Regions from separate parts of the Mus musculus genome. Here region 2 is linked to region 1. A link is a loop called in an ENCODE intact Hi-C map of the cell type or tissue named here. Cell type or tissue: left cerebral cortex. All regions are shown on one strand. Each heading gives the region's core, and the rest is flanking DNA. Links, peaks and the distances in the headings are about the cores only.

Region 1 (9,919 bases), core at 3,887-6,386:
AGACCAGTGCTTAACAACCACCTCTGTGAGCTGATCCTAAAATCCACATCTCTCAGTCTAATATACCTAGTTTAAATTTCAACCCTGGATCTGGGATTGCCTGCTAGGCATTTTTATTTCAAATTTAACACATCTAAAAGCTGTTCATTCTTCTGGGGAAAAAAAAACATTCAAACCTTGTTTTCATACTCCTGTTTCTACAAATTAAAGTCTACATTTACAACTATTTCCTTCTACCCATCACCTTGATACAGCACTCAAATATTGCATCAACCCTAAACTGAACACTGTTTGATTAATCACTAAACACACAGAATGTTTTCTTATCTGTTTGGAGTACATGACCTTTAAATTCTCTTCTAAAACTAATTCTGCCTGATGCTAGACACTGATATAAATATAAAGCTGATTGGAAACATTGCAGTAAAGACTGTCTGATTCTGTAGGTCTACTTTATGAATGTTAAAGGGAAAAAAAAGGTAATTAAACTGGCGACAGAATTTTCCCTAAGGGAATTTAAAAGAATTTTCATTTCCTTTTCCGTGTACCTCTTCAGCGTTGTTGGGTATGCTACATATAGATTGCATTTAATACAAAGAAAATTCCACTTATAATTTAGCCATGTAAAGCCAGAGAAGTCAGTTAATCATACACAGTACGTTCCCTCAAGGACAAGTTTCCTGCTGAATTAAATCATTTAATATAGTATCCCAAAGCAATTAAAATAACTATGATGAAACTATGAAGTTAGTAGAGATTATGACGAAAAAGACCTCAAAGCGATTTTCATTTAATTAAGAAAAGACAGTATGTTAATTATGTCAGCAATGGGGTAAAAATAAGGCCTAGCCTCTGCAGTCCATTCTAGGGAACGTCTTGCTGCCTGATGGTGCCCTGAAAGACAAGACTGAATGTCAATTGTCAACACTTGTCAGAAGACTATTATGGGAATAAGCTGAACATCATGTTTGTGTTGGAGTAAGCTCTTTTAATACTTACGTGTTAGACCTGATATAAAATCACCTACTGATGGAAGGAATAGGAAAAATTAAACAAGCATAGTGACCGTTTCTATCTTCACGGTGCTCCAGCTTCAGTAATGCCAAGTGACTTGAAATGGAGTTACCACAATCTCCTCTTTTCCTTTAGTTAGCTATACATAAAATTGAATTTTTCTATCATATTCTAAAGAAATGCAAACTTGGAGGGTAAATTAGTGTCTTTGCTAATTACATCTTCTAAGATCCCTGTCAGATAAGAGTATAAGATTGTTTTTTATTTGCTGGTATTCTGCTTGTAGAAAGAATACTTTCATAGAGTTCAATCTAATAGATGTGTTATGAATAGCCATAGCCAACACTGAAGGAAGGAATGTCTTTTGAACAGGATGTAATTGTAACTATTTGATGACAACTGTTAGTCTCTCTCATTGCTAATGATAGAACAATCTTTGCAAGTTAAATCAGAATTCTGCATTGTGAAACAAGATATCTCTATCCCTATCCCTATCCGTTTCCCTATCCCTTTCCCTAATCCTATCAATATCCATATCCATATCCATATCCATATCCATATCCATATCCATATCCATATCCATATCTATATCTATATCTATATTCCATGAATGAATAATGAATAAAATCAATACTTTTACCTAGAGTTCCTAAAGAGCTTAATTCATTATCATATTATCTATTCTTCTCTTGTTTTAAAATCCAACTAAATATCAGAAACACTGGTATATATTAGTTACATTTAGGCAGTTTTTGATATAACATAGAACATATTTTCTAAGATATCTTTTAGATAATAATAGTTTATACATTACCTCAAAATTTTAAAATTCCATATAATTGTTCTGCATATATAATTTTTATTATCTATATTAATTCATACTTTTATTAAGTAATTGTATAATTAGTTTTTCTAAGCATAAATGGAAAAACAGTGAACTATATATAATACCATTTCACAAAACACAAGAGGATTTTTACTTACTGTCACATGATGCATAATAATTATTGTGTATAACATGCTGCTTTGGCCTATGAAATATAAGAGAGAGCAAAAACAAATTAGCACAAACAGGTAAAATATAGAGTAGTGTTCCTCCAAAATCAATATATTATTTGGAAGTACTCACATACGTAAAAGCAGAAATAAAAGTTTTTCTTACTTAAGAATAACCATGGTAAACTGCACCTTCCTTTATATAAAACTCAGTGAAGCTAAGGATGACTCTCATAGAATCATCTCTTTTTATAAAAAAATATTTTTATAAATAATAATTTATTGACTTTTGAGAATTTCTGGTAAGAGGTGGATAATTTCATATATGTACACATGTATCCAGCCCCAGTAACTCTGGCTAACACCTCCTGCAACCCATGAAATCAACTCTTCCCTAACTGCATTTCATCATCATCATATCACCATCATCACCATCAACACCATCTTCATCATTGCCACCATCATTATCATCATCACCTTCACCAGCACTAATATAATGATGATGATGTTGATGATGATGATGATGGTGATGGTGATAGTGATGACAATGATGATGATGTCAGAATCAAATAATGATCATGTCCAATTATCTTCACTGGGCTATTAGAATCATCTGTTGATGTTTTGTTTCAAAGTGAATTTTTTTAAAGGAAAACTAGTAAGCTAAAGACAGAAGAAGGGAGAGGGGAAGTAGAAAGAGAGAGAGAGAGAGAGAGAGAGAGAGAGAGAGAGAGAGAGAGAGAACAAAGAAACAAAGATAAGAAAGGAATACAGGGAGGGAGGGAGCTAAGTGATGTTGGATTAGGAAGGGCAATATACAAGCATGACTCTGACCTTTCATTGTTCAGGACAAAATATCAGAAATATTTGTGCTCACCATCCATGTCATTGATTCAGAACAACCTCCTGGCATAAGAATATTCTTGATCAGTTCTTTTACTCTCCTTTTGAGCTATGACTGCTTAGAAAAAAACTTTCAAAAATGCAAGATGCTTGTGGTAGCTTTTGAGATTTAAGTCATCTTGATAAAGGAGTCTATGGCTACATATGTCATGGCAGTGTATCAACTGTTACAAAAAATGAATGAGCTGCTGTGTGTTCTGCTATATGGGATCAATGGATACAAACATTAAAGTCAAATAGAAGTGAGAGTAATGACATGAGTGTACCATTAATATAATTGAACCAATACATTAATAGAACACACACCACACACACACACACACACACACACACAGAGAGAGAGAGAGAGAGAGAGAAAGAGAGAGAGAGAGAGATGAGTGAAATTTCTGAATGTCAGGTTCATTAGAGGAACAGGAATTACTTTTTTGTGTGTGCTATGGTGATTTTTAACAACATGTTTAAATTATATTTGAACCAAGACATGTGACTGCATCATCTAAGTTCAATAAAAAATGTACTTTTCCTTATGCAAAACCAACCCAATGTTCAGGCTTAAGAATATGCATCAATTATTATTATGTTTGTCCAAAACTTTGAAATGCTTTTGATTACAAGTATGTATTGGTAACCTTAGAAACTCTTAGGAAAAGGAAGCTAGGCATATTCTGTAAGAGCAGTAAACTTGAAAATAAATGAAGAGATTATTAACAATAATTTATTTCTCATAAGAGGTTTATTAAACAGACTATTTCTTCTGATTTACTTTAAAGATAATCCTCAAGTATATGCCTCCTAAATCAATAACTCCCACTTTAAAAAAGTTTAGTGCTTCTAATGAAGGCAGAAATTAGATGTAGTTCCTATTATATTCAGTTAATTTGGTCTCACTATTGACTTTTGAAACCCTTTGAACAGTTTCAGTTCTCTCTTTCATCTTGTTAATCATGATTACTTCAGATAAAAGAAACAACAACAATCTAAAATCTATTCAAACAGAAACCTGTTGTGGTAATCCTCTACAAGGAAATATGGTGTTGCAGAGTTGACTAGAATGTTACCCTAAAAAATGTTTGCCAAAAATCTAAATTTTGAAAGAGAAACCATGCTCAAATCTGGGTTCTAACCCATGCATTAGTATGCTCCATTATTAAATTATGAACCAATAATTTCATGCCATAAATTAATTAGATTGGTAACTCTGATATTGAGGATAAATGATGTTTTGTTTAAGCTATAAAATGTGTGTTACATTTTAAAGAATACCAATCCATAAAGCACTTTCATAATTGGACATCAATGCTAAATAAAAACCTTGCTTCCATTGTAACAAGGTTTTCTCATGTATTAACTAATAATGTAAAACATTCCTATTTAGATCTGTTTAGAATAATAAAAACGTCTTAGCTTCACTTCAGACCAATCTGATGATTTCCACTTTTTCATTTTGAATATTTACATGCATGGCAGTTTATTCAGTTGCTATGAATAACATAATTCCTGTTTTTCATATAGTTATAAATTTGACCACTACAGTTATCATAATACCAGAGGGATGCAGTTTCTAAGTATCAGTCATAATGAGTAGTTTGAGAATAACTTAAATATCAAATACAATAATATTCCATAACCATCATTTGTTAATTAATGAATAGATTTACCATTTAGTAAGAAATCGCTTTTCTAATGTATTCAGAACCTGGAACTAAATGATTGGTGATTGAGTTCTAAATTAGGTCTACTTGTTTGAAATAATTTATCCTTGAATTCAGATATAACTCATGAAATCTAAATTGTTTCTTTTGTCACATGTAGATATAAAAAATATAGAGTAACTTTTGAGTATTTTTCTTTTCTTGTCATTTATCATCAAAGTCTATGTATGATTAATTCCACATTCCTCATCTGGGTAAGAAACTGGAGACACCTAGTGTATGTCAGAAACATTGCAGAAGCTTTTGTTGTGAACACCTTGAATTCTATTTCTTATATTTTGGATTCACTAGGTCCAACAAACTCATAGCAACATATAAACAGATGGTATTATACTTCATGAAAATTGAAACCACATTAAGTTGTCAAACACATGACTATTAGGCATAACTACCTACTCAGATACCAGCACTTAAATTTACACACAAACACACACACACACACACACACACACACACACACACACACACACACTTTTTCCCAGATCCTTCAAAGTGTGCATGCTTAAGTGAAAAATAATAATGTTTAAAGTCTTGTGCTTAACAAGATTCCTTCGGGTGTAAACAGTAAAGTCTTTGCTTCTGAGATTCTTCTTCTGCCCTACAAGGTTCGTAAATATCCAACTCAGTTCTGTGTCCTGAGGTCAGCCCAAATGGGTTTAATGACAAATCTCATAAAATTGAAGTAGTTGCAAATTCTTAGAAAATTTAGACACTATCTATACAAAAGGAATATGATGAATATACTTAATGTATAAAGTATATGATTAAAATTAAGGTAAAACAAAATAAATTGAAGACAAATGTCAAAGGATTGTTATGATATTTTACTTATGGACTGCACAATGTCCAAAGGAATATTCTTCAACTATAGTTAAAATTATACCAGATGAAAGCTTAAAATTATTATAACAAAATGTTTATATGCCATGAATGTCTATAAAAGAAATATTCTTCTGATGTGATACTAAAAATGTTGGTGGAGTTATCATAACATCAGATGCAAAAGCAGAAAAGTACAAAAACAGAGAAAGAAAATGTTGTTTGTTCCTTAAAATATATTATAAGTCAAGATTTACTGATCAGACAACACTTAAAATATTAATATAATCACCAATGTCTTAATGATATTTACATATTTGTACACACACTCACATATAGCAAAAGAACCAATACGTGACATAAACAGGAAATTAAAGGTATTAATTTTGATAAAACATAGAAAGAGAAAGAAGAATTAGTGACATTAAAATGATATGAAAAATATGGGAGTGTCCTTCAGTGGGAGAAGACAATATGAAAGGAAAGGGACTTTTACTCACTATTAGAATGTGGGTTAGCAAATAAGATGCTTGCTCAAAAAGTTACAAAGTAGAGCTTTCATAACACTGCCATTACACCACTGCAAAAGCATGTTAAATACAGTGCAGTTCACCATAGCGATGAAGTCAGCCTATTATAAATTACACATGTGTAAATATATATTTTAAAAAGTGAAGGATATTTTTCAATTATATTTACTTTTTTTTTTGGCTACTAGGTAAATGCAACTGGAGATGATCACCATAGTGAAACAGATCCATGAAGCCCAGCGTCATGTGTGTTTTGTTTTCATCTATGTGTGGACTGTCTGGGTAAATAGTGTGTACAAGTAAAAAACAAAACAATACAACAACAAGGAGTAGTCAGGACAGGGGTGGAAAGGAAGGACAGAAATAAGAAACAGTGCTAAGGAGCGAGTTGTACAGCAATTTCCTCTGAATAGAAACATTGCCCATTGCCTTGTGGAGAGAGAAGGCAGGTTCATGAGACTCACGATGTGAACAAAAATTAAAACTTCCACAAGCCTGAAAGTTACACAAAGCCCCTTCAGAAGGTTACACACTATAATGACTCATTGCTGTGGAAAGGAAATTCTCTGACTTGCACACTGGAGGTGCTGACAGTATGCCATGCCAGTAGCTCTACAGAGACAGCTTTAGTGAGTCATCAAACATACTGGCATAGGCTTTCCAGGAGAGCAGCTGCCCTTTAGTTATTCATGCTCCTGTAAGTAGCCTCAATAAACCCCTGGTTCACTGAGCTGGACATTAGGGAAGTTATTTTGGCCTGTAAGAGGCACGCTATTGAGGATATGTAACCATTTGTTTTGATTCTCCAAATCACACAAGAAAATGTTTATGATAGACTTGTATTATATGTGTTGATGGACAGTTTTAATGAAATTTCTTATTTTGTACATTAATGTGTGATAATGAACATAAAATATGATGGTAATGTATTTTTACACAGAAAACCTTGAATGAGAGTGTGGTAAAGCCAAACACCAGGCTGACATGCAAACTTACCCAACAATTTTACTCATGAAGAACATGAGCATTAACACATATATACACACAAAACAGGAATGTTTTACAATTCCTTGTAAGAGAAATGGAATTTCTTATTAAATTACATGATTCTATGTGTATAGTAATTCAAAGATCTAGTTGATGGTTTTACAATGCAAATAAAAGGCAGTATGCCACTGAAAAAAACGTTTATTAGTATAATCTATAATAATAAAATGAAGCCAAATTCTTAAAATACTGTTTCCCAGTGCCTCACTATATTTTTATGGCAAATTTAGTATTAAAGAAAGAAGGCAAATAATTTTCCCATCAATGTAATCCAGAAGAAACTCTGGTAATGTCACAGAGACGTCTCTACACCCATATATGCTCTGTGATATGAAAAAGTCTTGATGAATGCTCTCTGGGCCGAATTAATCAAATCCCTCTGTGCTTCAGCTCTGTCACACTGTTATGAAAAATAAGAGTAATAAAGAAAATCTGAACATTATATGCACTGTTTCACTCAAAGGGCAGACAGAAAAGAGTCTTACATCAACATTGATGTGTGAGAAACCAAGACAACTAGAAGTCACACTGTATCAGCAAAAAGACGAAACATACAGGTCTAAGAACTAAATAACCTCTAATTTAAAATTATACAATTATTGAAGTAGATGAAGCAGCTTGTAAAATTGCTATCCACACAGGTTTGTGCACTTGAGTTTAAATCTCTAGAGCCTGAGTAAAAGCCCAGCACACATACTGGGGAATAAAAGGTAGAGAACAGAAAATCCATTTTAGGCTGGGGCCCATCTAACCCAATGTATTTAGAGGAAGAACAACAGCGAATCCTTCTGAAACCTGGTGGGAGATAAGAACCAACCCCTAAGTTTGCCTCCAGACTTTCATATGCACATTGTGGCATACATGCACCCATATTTTTATACACAAATTAGATAGATAGATAGATAGATAGATAGATAGATAGATAATAGATAAATAGATAAATAGATAAATAGATAAATAGATAAGAAGGAGGAAGAGGAGGAGGGGGGAAGAAGAAAAGAAGGAGGAGGAGGAGGAATAAATCAAAATGCAAAGTAGCCAGTTTTAGAAAATGTTCAACAAGTTCCATTGTCTACTCTGATCCCTTCCCAAACTGCCAAGTTATTTAGATACAGCCAAGTCTGGTGTCTTTGAAATGAACTAAGGATAATCATGGAATTAACTAAATAAAGCTTGAAATAAAATTGAGAGCAAAATAATGTGATTTCTTCCCACAGATTATTTAGAGACACGGCTTTAATAGGATCTGTGGAACTTCCAACTGTTTTCATGTCACTTCTCAAAAACAGATTGTTGAATGGATTTACTCATTAATGGAAATCTCCACAGGCCAGCTCCACACAATGATAAATATGCAGAGGAGAAAAGAATGGGAGAGTAAATTGAGTTTAAAACTTTAATGATATGCATATCAAAATCAAGAGATAGTTATCCATATGTCCAAAACAACCCTGTGTTTCATGACAACATTAATAAAATTCCACTCATTCAACATCTCATTGAAACAGTCACTGTGTCTGTCTTTTCTTTGCATCATAATATTTTAGAGCTTATATTAATGCCCTCATTTTGGTTCTTATAACATATATTACATTGTGATGAGCAGGCTAAATAACAAAGGACAGAGAACCACATGCCAGCCACTCCCTTTGAGTTGGTAGGATAAAACACTAGGATTACCTTTTTTTGACTTTTGTCAGACATATGTCATATTAGTTAAGCTTCTCCAATTGTAAATTTTATTTCAGTGCATATAAAAAAATACTCATGTTGCAAATTACTAACTCTCCTTGAGACAGAGTCTACAGCTAAGAATCTTATTCCTTCTTAGTGTCAATAACAAACCAGTCAGCTTGGGTAACATGAAAATATTATAAAATATACATAAGGTAGTTTCCTGAAAGTTTTTGTCTCCTTTTCCCCAGATATTTCCTCCGTGAGTTAACACTAGAACATGCTAGGCATTTCAGGCTTTTTATTTATAGATTTGCTTTGCTCTATTCCCAAATACAAACTGGAATAAGCCACCTGCTACCAACATTAACCACACGCTACTTGTACCTTATGTACTAGAACTTGTAACCCTGACACAATCAATCCCAACTGCCTTTTTCATTATCTAAGTCAGCACTGAAAAGTATCTGATTTCATCCATGTGAAAAAGGAATATAATAGAAAATAACTCAGGCAAACGCATGTGCAAGACTCTTGCACATTTGAGGTGTATTGATTCTAAAAGGGCTATTCATTTAGTAATACATATTTTTTTAAAACTTACATTATATACATTGAGATATCAAGATATATTATAGAGCTATAGTGTTAAAACAATAAGGTAATGGTACAAAAACAGACAGATTGACAATAGAACAAAATAAAAGACATAATCACAACCTGTAACTAGAGTCATTTAATACTTGACAAAAGTCAAAACACATACATTGGATAAAATACAGCATCTACCAGAAATTATGCTGAGAAAACTGGATGTTTAGATGCAGAAGGAAATTCAACCTATATTTATCACCCTGTATAAAAATTATCTCATATCAAGGAATTCAGTTTGAAACCTAAAATGCTAAACTATCTAGGGAAAAAAATGTACCCTACAAGATACAAATGTTGTAGGAAAGAAATTTATGAGTAGGGCTCCAGTTGCTCAAGAATAAAGGCCAACAATTAACATAAAAATTCAAAGCTCATGTATGACCAAGAACACAATCAATAGAATTAAGGAGAAATATACAGAATGGGAGAAAATCCTTGCCAGGCTTTGTCAGAGAGCCTCTAGCTGAGGATTAATATCCAGAAATAAAAAAAGAGTAAAACAATCAAATAAACCAATGACCCCAAAATGATGTAAATGAAGAATTCTTAATATAAAGATAAAAATTCCTA
Region 2 (9,919 bases), core at 4,589-7,088, 1.8 Mb before region 1:
ATCAGGGAAGGGAGATGGGAGAGCATGGGAGGACCCTCTTGGAGGCACTTCCCTTGAAGGGGTAATGGGATGAGGAACTGTGGGAGGGGGGACAGGGAGTGGGGGCAATGGCTGGAATGTAAATAAAGTAAAATAAAATAATAATAATAAAAAAGAGTACAATTCTGTTTCTAATCTGTGAGTAATCTGCCCAGATCTGCTAATGTATTCTAAGACTGGTGGGGGAAGATATATGTTGTTATTTCTCATTTATGATGTATTTTAAATAAAGAGCTAAAGACCATAGGTATGTATACACATGCATTTATATATCTATATATCTTATATATACTTCCTATAGGCAACTGTTGATCCCACCAGATGAGAGTAAAGACCATTACCCAAATTCTTTTGTCAAATTAGGCAGATTTTACTTCCTGTCAGACAGGGCTATCTCCCTAAAGCAGATTTTGAGAAAATTACCTTGAACGCAGGAGAAGGTGGGGTTTAGATAGCTCCCAAAAGACTAGGGCATTTCCAAGGGTTACAGGATTTCCAGGGGAATCGTGGTTATATAGGAACTTAGCGTAAGATTTGAATTATTTGGCAGGACATCTTATCAGGGTGGAGGTCAGGGTATAGGGTGAGGAACTGTTAAGTTCCATAAAATGTGTCAAGACCTGATCAACCACAAATTTAGAGAAAATAGGAACTAACTTATTTTGACTTTGTAGCAAGCTGGGCTGGTTTTTAATCTTTCTTTTTAATTTTTGGGTTTTTTTTTTGAGACAGGGTTTCTCTGTGTAGCCCTGGCTGTCCTGGCACTCACCCTGCGAACCAGGCTGGCCTCGAACTCAGAAATCCGCCTGCCTCTGCCTCCCGAGTGCTGGGTGGTTTTTATTCTTAAGATGGGGTTGGGCTGATCCATTACAACCTAGAAATAATTTTCCACCAAAAAATATGTTCAGATAATAAAACTTTATTTTCTGTCATGATAAAAGGTACATGCTCCTGGAAATTGTTTACTAACCATGTAACAAATTAGAAATATAGTCACAAAAAGGTTAATTTCTAATTCTTAAAAATATCATTAGGCCGGGCGTGGTGGCGCACGCCTTTAATCCCAGCACTCGTGAGGCAGAGGCAGGCAGATTTCTGAGTTCCAGGCCAGCCTGGTCTACAGAGTGAGTTCCAGGACAGCCAGGGCTACACAGAGAAACCCTGCCTCGAAAAATCAAAAAAAAAAAAAATCATTAGCTAGTACAATGGACTTAATCATCTTTTAGAGATACATAATATTCCATTTCTTCAGGTGTGTGTGCATGTGTGCACATTCACAGCCCTGCTCATTTATGCATATGCCCCAGTATGTATATGGGAGTATATGGGAGTATATGGGAGTCAGAGAACAACTTCTTTCAGGAGTTCATTCTTTTTCTATAATGAGGGTCCTGGGAACTGAATGTAGGTTTTTAGGCCTGGGACCAAGGGCTTTTACCCAACATCCGTCTTGCTGGCCTAAGTATATAAGCTTCAACTTACAGAGCTCAATGTAGTAGCACTTGTCTTTAGTCCCAGTAGAGCAAGCAGATCTCTGTGAGTTTGAGGCCAGCCTCATCTACATAGTGAGTTCCAAGACAGCCAGGGCTGTGTAGAGAGAACCGGTGTTGAAAAAAAAAAATTAAGCTTCCAGAAAAAGTGATCTGATGTCTGGGATTTGCTATAAAAACAATTTGAAGTAGGGGTAACGTGTTAGGTTATAGGTAAAATAAGCTTGTCCATATTGATATAACCTCTATTCTTCTAGGTTTGGAGATTTCACAGTGAAAGATACACGTACATTTAAAACACATAAATTTCTGTTCCTTCTTTCTCGCTCGGAGGTGGAATGGTGGAAGCGGGATGCAGACATTGTGCACGTGGGCCACGGTATCTCACACCATTTACATGGGGTCTGCCTTTTCAGACCTTCCAGTCCCTCACCAACACCAGTGATTGTTTTTATTGTAAGAGTGTTTAGGCCTTGTTTCTATTTATTTCCTTGTCATATAATCTCAATGGCAGCAGCTCCAGGTGCCACAAGCTGAGAATCAGGTGAAACGTCTATAAAAATACATGCAGAAATCCCCAATGGCATCTATTCTAATAAAAATAGTGGATACCTAATTACCCATTTTCGTTTAGGAAATAAAGCCATCGGCAGAGACATTGCTCTGCTATTCAACCTGACTATAGGTTATTTTCAGTGTAAAAAAAAAAAAAGCTAGGTGTTTTATTGCTAGCTAATGCAAGGATCTGCCTCCACTGTTCTTCAGCGTGTTGTTTTTAATCACATTAAACTTTACCGCACAGCACTCACATGTACTTAATTATTCCCTCAAGATCCCCCTCCTCTGAGACTGACCACATATACAAAACATTGGTAAAATGCAGTGACGACATGCTCACTGGTCTGAAGGTATAGCCCAGAGGTAGTATGCTTGTCGAGTGCTTAGTATTCATGAAGCCCTGGGTTCCATCCTCAGCACTGTAGAAACTGCAGGGTTAAACAGGGTTAAACTTCCTGTAGTTCATAAAGAACTTGCTCTATATTCATTTTACTAGAAAGTCAGTTCTCAATGTAGACCTTTCTATGCAAAGGTCTGGAAATTGAAGAGGAAACGTGTGCTTTTTCTTTATCTGAAAACCTTGCCCAACCTGTCCTTTGCCAGGTAGTGAACTCCTTTCTATCTGGCTAGTAAGAGGTGAGTTCAATTTACCCCACATCTGGTGTTTTTCTCACTCTCTGAAGGATGCCACCGTGGCCCCTGTGCTTAATGTGTCTACACTATCCTCACCACCCTGTATTATAGTAACATTTGCATTTCTTCCTGTTAGATAGTAAGTTCTTTTTTTTCCCCCATTGGATATTTTCTTTATTTACATTTCAAATGTTATCCCCTTTCCCAGTCTCCCTCCCCACTCTGAAGCCTCCTTCCCATCTCCTCTCCCCCTGCTTCATTGAGGGTGCTCCTACACCCACCCACTCCCACTTGCCCACTCTGGCATTCCCCTACACTGGGGCATCAAGCCTTCACAGGAACTCTCCTCCCACTGATGCCTGACAAGGCCATCCTCTGCTACATATGTGGCTAGAGCCATAGGTCCCTCTATATGTACTCTTTGGTTGGTGGTTTAGTCCCTGGGGGGCTCTGGGGGTATTGATTGGATCATATTGTTGTTCTTCCTATGGGGTTGCAAACCCCTTCAGCTCCTTCAGTCCTTTATCTAACTCCTCCATTGGGGACCCTGAGCTCAGTCCGATGGTTGGCTGTGAGCATCTGCCTCTGTATTTGTCAGGCTCTGGCAGAGGCTCTCAGGAGACAGCTATCTCAGGTTCCTGTCAGTAAGCACTTGTTGGCATCCACAATAGTGTCTGGGTTTGGTGACTGTTTATGGGATGGATCCCCAGGTAGGGCAGTCTTTGGATGGCTTTTCCTTCAGTCTCTGCTCCACACTTTGTCTCTGGATCTCCTCCCCTGATAGTAAGCTCCTTGAAGGCAGCTATCACTAATAATCATCAGGTTGTTAGATTTAATTATATGTTTAGCAATTGCTGAGGTAATAGGGAAATTTCAAGTAAATGCAAAAAGAATTTTAAGTGGAGAGATAATATCAGTATTTAGTTTTGGTTTGGGGGTAATAATTAATGTTCTTGATAATAATCATTGACAAGAACATTTGTCCTCCTGTTAGGTAGGTCATTAAGCACTAGAAAGATTAGAGATGACAGAGTTGGACCCCTTTCTCATAACCAATAGCTTGAAAAACCAAGGACCAGAATTATAAAACTCTAGTCATTGGGTTATTGCTTAGAGAAACAGGACTTGGATCTGGGAGAAGATGGGACATCCTGAACTTCCCAGAATGCCATTCATGGGTAACTTTCTGAACCTGGTTCCAGGATCACTGTCTCCTCTGGTTCTATGTCCCTGTAGTCACCTGGGCAGGGAAACACCAACAAGGACGTAGTCTTGTTTGGAAGCTTTGACTTACTGTGAAATCTGTCTAAGTTGCAAATTGTCACAATGGTCTTTATGGCCACTGGTCATGCATCTGATGAGAGTGTTGTACACTGTGATTGTCCCTTTGGACATTATCTTGTCCCTTGATGATGACCTGGTTTCTTCTGCAGTACGCTATGCATTTTCTCTGAATTCTTTTGACAACATTTACCGGGACTAGGGGGCCAGTGGAGGTCAGAAGACGGGCCTGGTCATACCTTACTGTCACTTCCCCTTGGAGGACTGCATATAATACTTTACACTCAACTCAAAACTTGGGCTCCTTCGGAAGATAAGTTGATTTTCTTTTTTGCATCTAAATACAAGTTACTTTTGTACTTCACACTAGAATAGAAAAATGATACATTTTACAGCATGAAAAATATGCTAGGAAAGAAAAAGATCTTAGAGATAAGCCACAACTCGACACCGAACCAAAGCCTCCCAGGAAGCTATTACTCTGTGGAGAGTAATGTGCTCTCAGTGCTGAACGCGGCACTTGGGCAGCTCAGCAGCCTCATAAACAACAAAGCTCAAGTTTGAATCACTCATGTGAACTTGTAATTGAATTTTTCACAACGTGATTTAGTGCACTAAGTAGAGATAAAGGTAACACTGTTTCAAATATAACAGCTACTGAAACATTAGTAGAGTATGAGCATTAATACTGTCTTCCCTCAGGAGTTGTGAGAGCAAAATTCCTCATCCATCCAACTTAGCAGTGAGACGAATAGTAAGACACCAAGCTTAGGAGGAGAGGACAGGCAGGGGCCTGCAGGACAGTGCTCTTCATGTTAGACGGTAAACGAAAGGAGACTGCTGAAGGCTTTAGCGTGTGTCTCACGAGTGAGAGAGTGCTAGGCTGAAGCCTAGGAAAAACAGCTGGGAACTCCAACTTTCCAGTAAGGTTGAGCAAGCCACTAATTTTAAATTTGGGCCTTTGCTCTCCTCTCCTCTCCTCTCCTCTCCTCTCCTCTCCTCTCCTCTCCTCTCCTCTCCTCTCCTCTCCTCTCCTCTCCTCTCCTCTCCTCTCCTCTCCTCTCCTCCTCTCTCCTCTCCCCTCCCCTCCCCTACTCTTCTTCCCTCCCTCCCCCCTCTCTCTTTCTTTTTCTTTCGTCCCTTCCAAGACAGTTTCTGTGTAATATCCCTGGCTGTCTTAGAACTCACTTTGTAGACCAGGCTGGCCTTGAATTTACAAAGACCTGCCTACCTCTTCCTCTTGAGTGCTGGAATTAAAGGTCTGGTCTACCATTCCTGACTTGGACATTTCCCTTTTGGTTATAGTGTATTTGAAAACACTACATGGACCTCAACACCATACATTTACAAAGGCATGTTTAAATTGGAGACCATAATGCTATAAGGTTACATAGTCTGTTTATGGAAACCACATCTAGATTTTTCAGTGTCTAAGCACAGTATTTGTCATTGCCCTGCACAAGCACACAGGTTTCCTTCACTGCTTGCTCTCCACATGCCAGAGAAACTCTTGGTGAGTCTGAGACTCTTGATGCTTTCTTGGGTCTTCAAAGGTGGTGGGGGCAGGGTGTGCAGTGACATTTCATTAGTGCGTGTTAGGTGCCTTTTCTCCACTTGCTACTATCCCACCCCTCTTTGCTTCTTTTTTCTCTTTCAACCTTCAGCAATCCTCAATTCAATTCTTACTTAATTCCTTTGAGCTTCAACTTAGAATGTTTCCAAATGCAGCCAGCAGATGGAGCAATTTACCTTATTTATACGTTCATCCCAACTAAAACAGCATTAGATTATCCAATCTCTTCTCTTTCCCCCTCTATATAATATGTGTATAAATATATATTGCAAATATAAATAGAACTAATATATATACATTTAAGTGTATTTTTCAATGCTTTCATACATCTGGAAACAATATGTTACATCACCCCCCCCCGTTTTTTATTTATTTATTTGTAGAAAAGTGGTGTTATTTGCCAAGAGCTTACTTCAAAATTGTGTTTTATTGGCTTTATAGACCCAAAAAGAAAGAAAGTCTTAGTTCTTTTGCATTCAGCTTCTATGCAATTCATAACCACACAGCTTGCTCTGCCGAGTTGCAGAACTCAAAAAAATGCTTACCTATAATTTTGAGATCCTATAACAACAAATTTGAAAATTCTGACTTGGGCAATGTACTCCAACGGAGCCTTCAAGTTGAAGTTTATTTATGGAGCCATTTCAGCTATTAGACGATCCACCTGAGCTCCTGTCAATAGAGGATGGTTTCCTGGAGGAGATAACTAATAACTTTATAGAATTTGAAATGTAATAGAATATTATTGTCCCCTGGAGGTCACACTTGCCAACCAAAGGGTAATAACTTTTATTACGAGCCCAAATAGTCTATAAATGTTTCATTAAAGCCTTAAAACGCACAGTTATTAATTTTCCACCCCTTTTTTGATTTCTGGCTGTCACACTGAGATGGCTGAAGTCTTTCAAGAAACCTGGAGGAAATGTGATCGGTCTCAATTTATCATCTGTAATATTTCCTGCCGGGATTATCTGAATACATGTGGATTTTAGTAAGAATCATCTCAGGAAATTTCATTATGATCTTAAATGCTAGGCTCAGCATCCAAGTTCTGCCTAATCACTCCCTCTTCCAACGTGTTCCAACTGTAGCTTAACCAGCTTTAAAAGGCAGCAGGTGAAGTGAGGAGGGAAGACATTCCATTTTCTGGCTGTCTCAGTCGATTCAAAAGCGTTTATGAAGCATCTGTCTGTGCAGGGCTCTGGCATGGTGCTGAGCTGATTGAGCTGAGAAAGACATAGACCATGTCCTTGAGGCAGAGACGCTGCCCATCATCAACTCTAGGGAGACGTTTTCTTATTTCTTCACTGTGGGCAAAGTTGCCATCAAGCAGGTTTGAACAGGTAGGAAAAGGCCCAATCCTTCCTATCACAGAAAACAGATAAAAACTTCACCTTCTTAGACTGCAGGGAAATACAGTTCAAATTCCTGGGAAATCAGGATTATGAAATACGTAAAAAAAACCAAAAAACAAAATATAGTTTTGACTTTCAAGTTAACATTGTAACTAAGGAAATATTGCAAAATCGAAGTCCCTTCAGGGCTCAATTTAATGGGTTAGAGAAGAGAATTTGAAAAGGTAATAAACCAGATTCTCACACAAAAGCTGCTTGGCTTTCGCATCTGAATAACAGTGAGCACAGTTTCTCTTCCTGACCTAAACAGGGGAGCCTTGATGCCCTTTTTATCTTAGCATAATGACCTATGCATAATAACATATGTGTAGGTCATATGTTATTAACATATGCACTATATGTTCATATAATAATATATAATATTATGATATAACAATGACATACTATATGTACTACAGGTCAATAACACATACAAAAGTCATAAAGACAGTTTCTGTAGGACACACACATCTTAAGGACTTGTTATAAGAAGGCTCTTTTGTTATAAGAATCCAGAACCCACTCAGATGGCTCAAGAAACAAGGGAGTTACTTTAAAAAGAGAGGGAACTAGATAGATATCAAATATAGGGACAATATTGTCAGAATCTGGCTTTGTCTTCTTATATAAGTGTGGTGTTGCATTCTGCCTCTCTGCTGGGGATGCCTGACTGCTGCCAAAACACTGGCCAGAGAAGGCAGGGCAAAGTCTGGAGCAGGGAGTCCACAGCAGTCCACAGGTTTCCCTTCAGGTGTGAGAACGCTGCTGCATGACAGACCGGAAGGAGAAGGTAGGGTTTGGGATGGATGCTATGGTTCCAAGGTCTCCCTCTCAGGGTGCCAGGATGCTGTCAGTGCATCAGCCTTGAGAGCAACTGAGGAATGAGGGGTCCATGGTTCAGGTTTTTCCTCAGGGTATCAGACTGCTCAGCAGGCTGGAAGGGGAAAACATAGCCCTGGACTGGCAGGATCTGGTCTGATTGGGAGTTGGTGCCAAGTGCAAGAGGTGGGAGAAGCAAGAAGGCCTTCTTCAGGAGTCTTAGTGTTGAGCTCCTTTAGGTGAAAGCCTTCCCCATGAAGCAGCTCTCTGAGATGATCTTAGCTTGTTTCTATTTCTTTATTGTGGGTGGATGTGAACACATGCACTTTATTTGGGGTGAACCAGGGACTTTATACTTTTGTGGGGAAGGTGTGAGAATATCCAGGAAGGAAAGGGCATTGGTTGAAGCCTAAGGGTATCTAGATGCCGCATTAGAGCTCCAGGTGGCATGCTTCAGGACTGAGTGCCCATGGTCCTCTCAGTCGGTGGTTGTGGTCACATGTTCCAGAGCAGGCTTTACAGGCTGGGAGGGGGCAGCTCCACTCCTATCATCTCAGATCTCTGAGTCTCCCAGGGCTTGAACATGCCCCATCTCACCAGTTCTTATGCCCGTCTGGTAGCATGGTCCCATATACCCTACTTATAACTTGCTTTTAACAAGCTAGCTAAGAAGAACTTAGTGCACAAAGGCCTTGAGGTCATAGTCATTGGGTATGGTGAAGTCCTCTGGTCTTCTGTGAATCATATGACAAAGACCAATAAAAGCTTAAAAAAAGTTTACAAGGTGTCAGTTCTTTTTTTATTTTTTTCACGGTTTCTTTCTTTCTTTCTTTCTTTCTTTCTTTCTTTCTTTCTTTCTTTCTTTCTTTCTTTCTTTCATTAGATATTTTCTTTATTTACATTTAAAATCTTATCCCCTTTCCTGGTTTCCGTTCCAAAAACCCCTTATCCCTACCCCCCTCCTGCAACTAATAGAAAAGAAAGTGGGGAAGAGCCTTGAGCACAATATGCTCTAAGATTAAGAATTGACAAATAGGATCTCATAAAATTGCAAAGCTTCTGTAAGGCAAAGGACACTGTCTATCGGTCAAAATGGCAACCAGCAGATTGAGGAAAGATCTTTACCAACCATACATCTGATAGAGAGCTAATATTCAATACATACAAAGAACTCAAGAAGTTAGACTCCAGAGAACCAACTAACCCTAGTAACTTTTCTACTGAGGAATACTGGATGGCTGAGAAGCACCTAAAGAATTGTTCAACATCCTTAGTCATCAGGGAAATGCAAATCAAAACAACCCTGAGATTCCACTTCACACCTGTCAGAATGGCTAAGATAAAAAACTCAGGTGGCTGTGAGCCTACCCTTTAACGGCTGAGCGGGCGTGATGGCTCACGCCTTTAATCCCAGCACTTGGGAGCCAGAGGCAGGTGGATTTCTGAGTTCGAGGCCAGCCTGGTCTAAAAAGTGAGTTCCAGGACAGCCAGGGCTATACAGAGAAACCCTGACTTGAAAACCAAAAAAGACAAAAAAAAAAAAAAAAAAAAAAAAAAAAACCAAAAAACCCAAAAACCCAAACAAAACAAAAACTCAGGTGACAGCAGATGCTGGCGAAGATTGGAGAAAGGGGAACACTCCTCCATTGCTGGTGAGATTGCAAGCTGGTACAACCACTCTGGAAACCAGTTTGGCAGTTCCTCAGAAAACTGGGCATAGTACTACCTGAAGACCCAGCTATACCACTCCTGGGCATAAACCCAGAATATGCACCAGCATGTAATAAGGACACATGCTCCACTGTGTTCATAGAATAACATTATTATAATAGCCAGAAGCTGGAAAGAACCCAGATGACCTTCAACAGAGGAATGGATACAGAAAATGTGGTACATTTACACAATGGAGTACTACTCAGCTATTAAAAACAACAAATTCATGACATTCTTAGGCAAATGGATGAAACTAGAAACTATCATCCTGAGTTAGGTAACTCAGTCACAAAAGAACACACATGGTATGCACTCACTGATAAGTGAATATTAGCCTGGAAGTTCAGAATACCCAAGATACAATTCACAGACCACATGGAGCTCGAGAAGAAGGAAGACCAAAGTGTGGATACTTCTGT

Evidence for each region. Hi-C counts contacts between places; a loop is a spot of excess contacts. Peaks named below come from ENCODE experiments on the same cell type or tissue, not always from the same donor. Only the 100,000 strongest peaks of a DNase experiment are listed, where the experiment ranks them.
Region 2: it touches region 1 in a loop (5-fold over the local background); 3 of 42 quality-filtered maps call a loop at or near these places.

Annotation. Positions count from the first base shown.
Region 1 is chr2:82,565,718-82,575,636 of GRCm38, forward strand. No RefSeq gene overlaps it. Among named protein-coding and RNA genes, the nearest start is that of A130030D18Rik, 180 kb to the left of the region's middle. In left cerebral cortex, for the core only: a CTCF peak has its summit at 4,840; no DNase peak of the experiment used is centred there.
Region 2 is chr2:80,756,658-80,766,576 of GRCm38, forward strand. No RefSeq gene overlaps it. Among named protein-coding and RNA genes, the nearest start is that of Gm25420, 54 kb to the left of the region's middle. In left cerebral cortex, for the core only: a CTCF peak has its summit at 5,733 (motif pointing right); a DNase peak (open chromatin) is centred at 5,722.